Regions from separate parts of the Mus musculus genome. Here region 1 is linked to region 2. A link is a contact called in ENCODE POLR2A ChIA-PET data. All regions are on one chromosome and are shown on one strand. Each heading gives the region's core, a stretch centred on a gene start or an enhancer-like site at or near the end of the contact. The rest is flanking DNA. Distances are from core to core; before and after follow the strand shown. Region 1 holds the start of Zfp428 (zinc finger protein 428). Region 2 holds the start of Smg9 (smg-9 homolog, nonsense mediated mRNA decay factor (C. elegans)).

The links. ChIA-PET counts read pairs that join two places held with the same protein, here RNA polymerase II (POLR2A).
Region 1: POLR2A ChIA-PET joins it to region 2 with 13 read pairs in embryonic stem cell. The contact joins the promoter of Zfp428 here to the promoter of Smg9 in region 2. POLR2A ChIA-PET finds 5 or more read pairs at or near these places in 4 of 5 experiments (Patski and embryonic stem cell).

The regions. Positions count from the first base shown.
Region 1 is chr7:24,504,659-24,508,421 of GRCm38, reverse strand. Zfp428 (zinc finger protein 428) reads right to left here and starts at 1,335. Exons shown (of 3, transcript NM_146183.2): 1 at 986-1,335.
Region 2 is chr7:24,398,017-24,401,882 of GRCm38, reverse strand. Smg9 (smg-9 homolog, nonsense mediated mRNA decay factor (C. elegans)) reads right to left here and starts at 2,255. Exons shown (of 14, transcript NM_028047.2): 1 at 1,992-2,255.

The sequences.
Region 1 (3,763 bases), core at 86-2,585, 110 kb before region 2:
CTATTTTAAATATTTAATATATGTGTTCCATGCAACAATACCTAGGATTAGCCATTCCATAAACCCACTCCCCCTTCTTTTTTTGAGATCTGATGCCCTCCCCAAAAGGAAAAAAAAAAAAAAAAAAAAAACAGGTCTAGAATAGCGAATCCTCCTGCCCCAGCAGGAATTATAGGCGCGTGACACCACACTGGGCTTTAACTATTATTCTACTTGACCATCACAGCAAGGATTGTTAGGACTTTTCTTGGGGGTTTACTTGGGGACAGCCATCCCTCTCCAAACCCACATTATATAAAGCTTCTTCCAGAACGTTCCGGATATCAAGTGGAAGCATTAGGACAGGTGGAAGCCAGCTGGGCGTGGTGATGCACCTCTGCGAACTCAGCACTTGGTAAATTATAAATTCTAGGTTGTACTCCGCGATATTGTGGGTCCAAAACCCAGCTACATGAAACCGTATGCCTCAGTTCCCTCAAAAGCAGAGTGGCCAGGACCCCACCCACACATACGCCTCACAGTGCGTGAGTGAACACAATAGATACCTTTCCGCACAACGCTAGGTAGGACTGGGACTCGGACAAACCCCGGTACCAAACAATAAAGATCAGCTCCCACAATGCCCCGTGACAGCGTCCCACGATGCCTCGGGCCTTTAACGACCACCAGGCACCCAAACGCTCCTTGCCCCGGGGCTTCTCACAGAAGGCGTGTGCGACGAAAAAAAAAAAAAAAAAAAAAAAAAAAGTCCCCTCCAGGAGCCCAGGCCCTTCCCAGAATGCCCCAGGCCCAGAACGCCTGGCCCACGGGCTCCCACAATGCCTCGAGGCGAAGCTGTGCTGGGTCCCGAGCCGCGTGCTGGGGAAAGCAAGGGACTCCCGGGCCGGTCACTCGGCCAAGCGGCCGCGGGCTCCCGTCATGCAGCGGGGCTGTATCGCCCGCTTCCCAGCATGCCCCGCGGCCCCCCCCAAGCTCGGACACTCACCGACGCCGGCGGCCCCGGATCAGGCTCGGCGGTGGCGGCTGCACGCCCGGGCACTGCGCCTGCGTTTCGGGAGGCTAGGCGAGCGGGCGAGCGAACGGGCGAACGAGCGAGGGGCGAGCGAGGGGCGCGTGCGCGGTCAGATGGACCATTCCCGGAGGTCGATGGGAAGAGGGGCTCAGAGGATGGCGAAGGCTGTAGAGCTCACGCCGGCGGGGGTGGCGGGCTCTGCCGCTCACGGCCCCGCTAGACTTGGTACAGTCTGCGGCCCGAAGGGTGAAGAAGCTTTAAGAATCGCGCGTGCGTGCGTGCGCGGTAGAGCGAACGCGCCTTATAAATAGTGGATGCCTTGGAATGAGGGGGGAGAGTGGGGGCCTAAATACTCGGCCCGGATCCCCCGGGCTGGAGGCTCGCTCATTTGCATAATCCTAGCGCGGGACAAAGGAAGGCCTCCCGCACTGGAGGATGTGATTTGCATATTCCCGGGAGAGGCTGTTCTTCAGAGCGCAGTGATTAGCATATGGATGGGGAGGGGGGGGGCACCTGGAAAAATAAAGCGCATGCGTGTAGGGGACTGCAGACTTAATCGTGGTGGGCTGGCAACCTTGTCCCGAAACTACCGAAGGTCTGGGACCCCGTTCACGTCCCTGTCACCTAGGATAAATTCCTGGACAGCACGTGGTTTCTGCGTTGCGAGAGATCTGAACCCCCAGTCTAAGGAAAACGAACCACATTTGATTAGACAAATACTTAGAACTGTCAAGACCTGGAAGAGAGAGAGGTAGACGGCAGGAGGCCGTGGATGCCAGAAACGCCTGCCCCAGCTCGAGGTTCTGCAAGGGCTTCCAAGGGCTGATTTTTAAGCCAGGTCTGAACTGGAGCCAAGTAGAATGCCAAAAAGCAGAGGGAATAGCTGATGCAAATTTCCAGAGGCAAAGTAGTGCTTGCATTCTTAGAGGGAGTCAAGGCAGCTTTTCCGTGGAGCACAATTAGAAAGTCTGCTATAGGTGTTTGCTTTTTTATTTCTTTTTTTGTTTTTCTTTCTTTTCTTTCTTTTTTTTTTCTTTTTTGAGGCAGAGTCTCATGTAGCTCAGGCTAGCCTCCAACACCTGGGTCGAAGAAAATGACCTTGAACGCTACCTCTTGAATGTTGAGATTACAGGCATATGGCAGCCAGCCCAGCTCCTGTGGGTAATTTTAAAGGGCCATAACTTCATGCTGACTATTTGTAGCCATCCCTACAGCCCTCTCCTTCCCGAATGCTTTTATCACTAGCAATTTAAAACTCTAGAGTCCCATTACACCACAGAAAAGGAATAGTTGTGTTTTGCTTTGTTTCTGAGAGTCTCCTTGTGTATTCTGGAACTCACTCTAGCTCCGGGTGGTTTTCGTCAACTCCCTGCAGTTCTCCTGCCTCAGCTTCCCAAAGGCTGGGGTGGCAGGTATGCACCTCCCACACCTGGTCTCCCAGTCAAACTTGTGTCCCTGACGCCTCTTCTGGACCCACCCACCGTTTTATCTGGTCCATATCCCCAGCACTTCAAACACAGTAATCCCTTTGCTGTCTCAGGCTTTGATCTTGCCTTTCGATTCATCGGGAAAACCCTTTGTCCCTGCTGCTCCGAGCTCACTCTCTCCTGGTATTGATGCCAATCCGAAGGGCCTTCCTTGATGATACAGCTCCTGCAGATTGAGTGATTTAGGGAAATTGACACAGCACTGGTCTCAATAAATGCAGCGCTCTGGGTGGAAATGGGGTGGAGGGTGCCTGGGGCTTTGGAGTTCTTTAAGTCTCCTCACTCTGCATGAAAATTTCCATAACAAAATAAAACAGTACCCACCCAACCCCCCACCGCCGCACGCGTGTGCGTGCGTGAGTGTGTATGTGTGTGTGTGTTTATTTTATTCAGGCAGGGTCTCACTACTTAACCCTGGCCTGGAGTTTACTATGTAGACCAGGCTGGCTGCAGATATCCACTTGCCTCTTGTGCTGGGAATTAAAAGTGTAAGCCACCACCACAGGAGACTGATTGACCCACCTTCCTTTCTTTCTGAAACAGGAGCCTAATGTGTAGCCCAGGCTGTCCTCAAACTCACTCTCCTGCCTCAGCTCCTTGAAGGCTGGAATTTTAAGATTTTAAGCATATAAATATTAAGAGCCCTCTTTACAATTTAAAGCAAGCTTTAAGCTTTTCTGCTTGGGGGGTAGGGGCACACAGTCTTGCAGTCTTGCTAAGTAGCTAGGAGTGGCCTGGAACTTGCTCTGTAGAGCAGGCTGCCCTGAGCTTCTGCTCGCTGAGTGCTGGGCTTCCAGGTGTATCCCACCACGTCCGGCTCTGAAACTGTTCCCATTGCTGCCTAGATGCGTCTGTTTCCTTCATCAAAGTTTCACAAAGGTCAGAGTACAGTGACCTTTTCACCTTGAGCCCTTAAAGCCTAGAACAGGATCAAATTTCAGATTCCTGTTAAACTGAAAAAAACAAAACAAAACAAAACAAAAAAAAAAGCCTCTTTTGTGTTTGTGTGTGTGTGTGTGTGTGTTTTATTCACAAATTGCTGGCTGTGGTTGGATCAGCCTGTAACCCCAGCTTTTTAGAAGCTGAGGCAGAAGGGTTACCGGAGTTCAAGACCTGCCTGTATTATAGTATAAGATGCTGTCTCAAAACGAAGAAACAAACAAACAAAATCCTCACCACGCCTCTCACCGCCCCCCTCCCCAAAAAATCCCCCAAGTCTGGGATTTTGAGGAAGAGTGGCTGGTGGTTGGCCTCTCGGAGGTCT
Region 2 (3,866 bases), core at 1,006-3,505:
TGCTGGCCGTGTGGGGGCTTGTCTAGCCCCTCTCAGGCCCGAGTGACCTCTCCACAGCCACAAACTCGACTGACCAAGGAGGGCAAGGACCTGCTAACAGATGCTTGCTGGAATGAGTCAGGTCATAAATGACTGTTTACCGTCTAAGGCCCTCTCCCCACAGACTGGGACTCCTTCCTCCCCACAATTAACTGTCTGCTCCCCTATTATCCTGACGACCTCCCCAGTGCTTCAGAGTCTAATCCCCTGCCCCCATGGAGATCCTGTCCTCACAGTGAAGTGACGTTCACTGGGACCACCCACCCTCCTTTCAGGCAAGTGAAGTGTCCCTCTGCACACTGCTCTGGAATCACTAGTTGACTCTACTCATCAGGTCTTGTGGGGAACGATCCAGAACCTGAGACACCATCTGCCTGCAAGCTGGGACCTGCAATGCTGTTTCTAGGGTTCTCCAGGAAGAGCTCTGCATAAACTACTAAGCTGGTATTCCTGACCTCACAGAAATGAAGTCTAATCTGCATAATGTTGGGGTGGGAGCTTCTGGGTTTCTTGTGTGTGTGAGACACACACATACACATGCCTGCGTGCAAGCAGGCACAGAGCCATATCACATTTGTGGAGGCCAGGTGACAACTTCCGAGAGACCATTTTCTCTTTCCATCCTGTAGGCCGCAGGGATGGAAGTCAATTCTTTGGCCTTGTGGTGGCCCCGTTACCTGATACAACCATCCTGACAGCCCCACACTGTTTTTGCCTGGGCAAGGAGCTCTGCACATCTGCCAGTCTTGCCTCCGCAGCACTGGGATGACAAGATCGTGCCGCCAGGCTCCACTTTTTATGTGGTTGCTGGGGATCAAACCTGGGTCTTCATGCTTGCAAACAAGCACTTCACACACTGAGCTATCTTCCCACCTACATGTGAAGCACCTCTTTGGAGAATCTTCCAGAATTGACAAGTTGCTTTGCAAGAATTTCCAGGAGACCCCCAATTCTTAACTGTTCTAATGCCTTTTCTCTTGAGGCATGGTGCATTCCACAACTTAATACTGTTTCCTCCTCCTCCTCACCTCTCCCTCTCAAACAGGGTCCTGCTCTGCAGTTCAGGCTGGTCTCAAACTCATGGCGACCCTCCTGTTTCTGGCTCCACACTACTGGAATTACATGTGTGAGCCGCCTTGTCCAGTTCTATTCACGTATTTTTCTAAGTGCTTCCTAGTCTACTTGCAGTCTTTTTTTTTTTTTTTTTAAGATTTATTATAATATATAAGTACACTGTAGCTGTCTTCAGACACACCAGAAGAGGGCATCTGATCTCATTACGGATGGTTGTGAGCCACCATGTGGTTGCTGGGATTTGAACTCATGATCTCTGGAAGAGCAGTCAGTGCTCTTAACCGCTGAACCATCTCTCTAGCCCCCCTTTTTAAAAATATTATTTATGTATTTATTTATATGAGTACACTGTAGCTGTCTTCAGATACACACCAGTAGAATGTGCATCAGATCCCATTACAGGTGGTTGTGATCCACCATGTGGTGGCTGAGAATTGAACTCAGGACCTATGGGAGAGCAGTCAGTGCTCTTAACCTCTGAGCCATCTCTCCAGCCCCTACTTGCAGTCTTATATGGAGCCTCCTTCCAATACTCAGGCATGAAGAACCTCAAAATCCAATTTCCATGGAAGGTGGCCCTAGGTGTATGTCGGCTTCTTTGGGACTGTGTCCAGAAATTTCCTCCCGATACTGTTAGAAGGCTCGTACCAGCACTACAGGGACACTTTACAGTGGCTATAGTTTCTATTAATTTATTTGTACCTCCAGCTAACGGCGCCGCAATTCCGAGACCTTCACGTTCCTACTCCCATTGGCCAGCCGCCCAGCGACCTTTTAACGGCAGGGCGGGGGCGGGGCTTGAATACGCCCCACCCCCAACCCCGCCCCGTCGGCGCGCCTGCCTCTCCCAGGCTCGGGGCGTCCCCCCTTCCCCTTACCTAGGGCAGCTGCTGATTAGTTCCTGGGTCGCAGCGCGCGCTCTGAGTGACGGGAGTGCAGCGTGGGCGGGGAAGGTCCTCCACAGCCACCTGCCGTGTAAATGGTGCCGGAAGGTCACAAGCCAGAGAATGAGAGAGGCCGAGAAAACGGGTGCCGGCTATTCCGGAACAGGCCTTGGCGTCCCGGAAGCTCCCAGAGGAGGAAGAAGAGGAAGCCACAGTACGCAGCCCAACGAGTCACGGCCTGCGCTGCTAGCTCGGCGCATGCGCCGCGGGCTGGGCGCGCAAGCGAACCCAACGTGCGCGTTAGACTGAGCATGCGTGAATGGAGGTGGCTGGCTTCAGCACGCATGCGGATTACGGAGGGGCGAGGGAGTATGTTGCTGCTGAGAAGGCGCGTGCGCATTGTTTCTCTGGGCGGGCCTGCTGTTTGGCTGGGTGGGCAGCTCTGGAGATTTCGAGTTCGAATCCCGGGTCTTCTGTAGTGTTGTCAGACCGATCGGGGTAGGGTACGGCGGAAGGGAGGAATTAACGTCCTTATCTGAGCAAGCACAAGACTGATTCAGCTGGCTGCAAGAAGCGATCTTGAAGGACTTTAAGGAAGAGCCCAGCTCCTCCAAGACAGAACATCTGTAGAGAAAGGTCTAGGCTTGGACCTGTGGCACGAGGTGGGCGGCAGAAGTGGGCGGATCGCAGGGCTACAGAAGGGGCAAACATTCAAAGGACTAGGGGCACAGCCTGAAGCAGCTGGAAGGCCACTGGGCAGAGGGTGCAGTCACCCAATGGAAAGACAGCTGAGAGGCAGAAGTTCCACCTCCCCTATTGCTTTTCCTTTCTTAAAGAAAAAAAACCGTGAGTCCATCAGCCTGACCTCAAACTTACCCTCCTGTGTCTGCCTCTTCAGCATAACCTACCTGTGTGTGCCGCCACAATCAGCTCTCTTGGTTATTTGTTTGTTTGTTTGTTTGTTTGTTTGTTTGTTTTGAGACAGGGTTTCTCTGTATAGCCCTGGCTGTCCTGGAACTCACTCTGTAGACCAGGCTGGTCTCAAACTCAGAAATCCGCCTGCCTCTGCCTCCCAAGTGCTGGGATTAAAGGCAGCTCTCTTGTTTTGAGGTGGGGTCTTACTGTGTAGACCAGGCTGGTCTAGAACTCAAAGAAACCCACCTGCCTTGGCCTCAGGACTGCTGGGCTCTCCCCACCCCCTCGGCTTTTCGTTATTCTCTCCCATTCTCTTCTGTACTGAGAAAAGAGAGAGGGCCTTGCTATGTAGGATGTGCTCTACCACTGATCTGCATTTCAAGACACAAGCACACATGCGTGCTTGTCCCCAGAGCTGATCTCCATGTCAGCCTAACTCAAACAGCATCGCCTCCCTCCATGCCCCCGCCAAGCTCTTCTCTGTTCTCCTATGGGCACCTAGCTGCCAAGACTTAAAGTTTGCCTTCCCTTCGGCTTTTCTTTCAAATTTGAAAAAAAAAAAAATGTTCCTTGGAGTGCTGATAGAGGCACACTCCACGGGATTAAACCTAGAGCCCCATGCATGTTATGCATGCTAGGTAAGCACACTGCTGCCTGGGCCACATGGCCAGCTTATAAAGGATGGATATATATATAGTGAGTACACTGTAGCTGTCATCAGACACACCAGAAGAGGGCATCAGATCCCATTACAGATGGTTGTGAGCCACCATGTGGTTGCTGGGAATCGAACTCAGGACCTCTGGAAGAGCAGCCAGTGCTCTTAACCGCTGAGCCTTCTCTCCAGCCCGTGAAGAATTTTTTTATTGTTGAAGCCTGGAGACAGAAAGCACGAGTTTTTCATATTCAAGGTAACCATCAGGGCAGTGATTGGTTGGAGGGCTGTTTATGAAG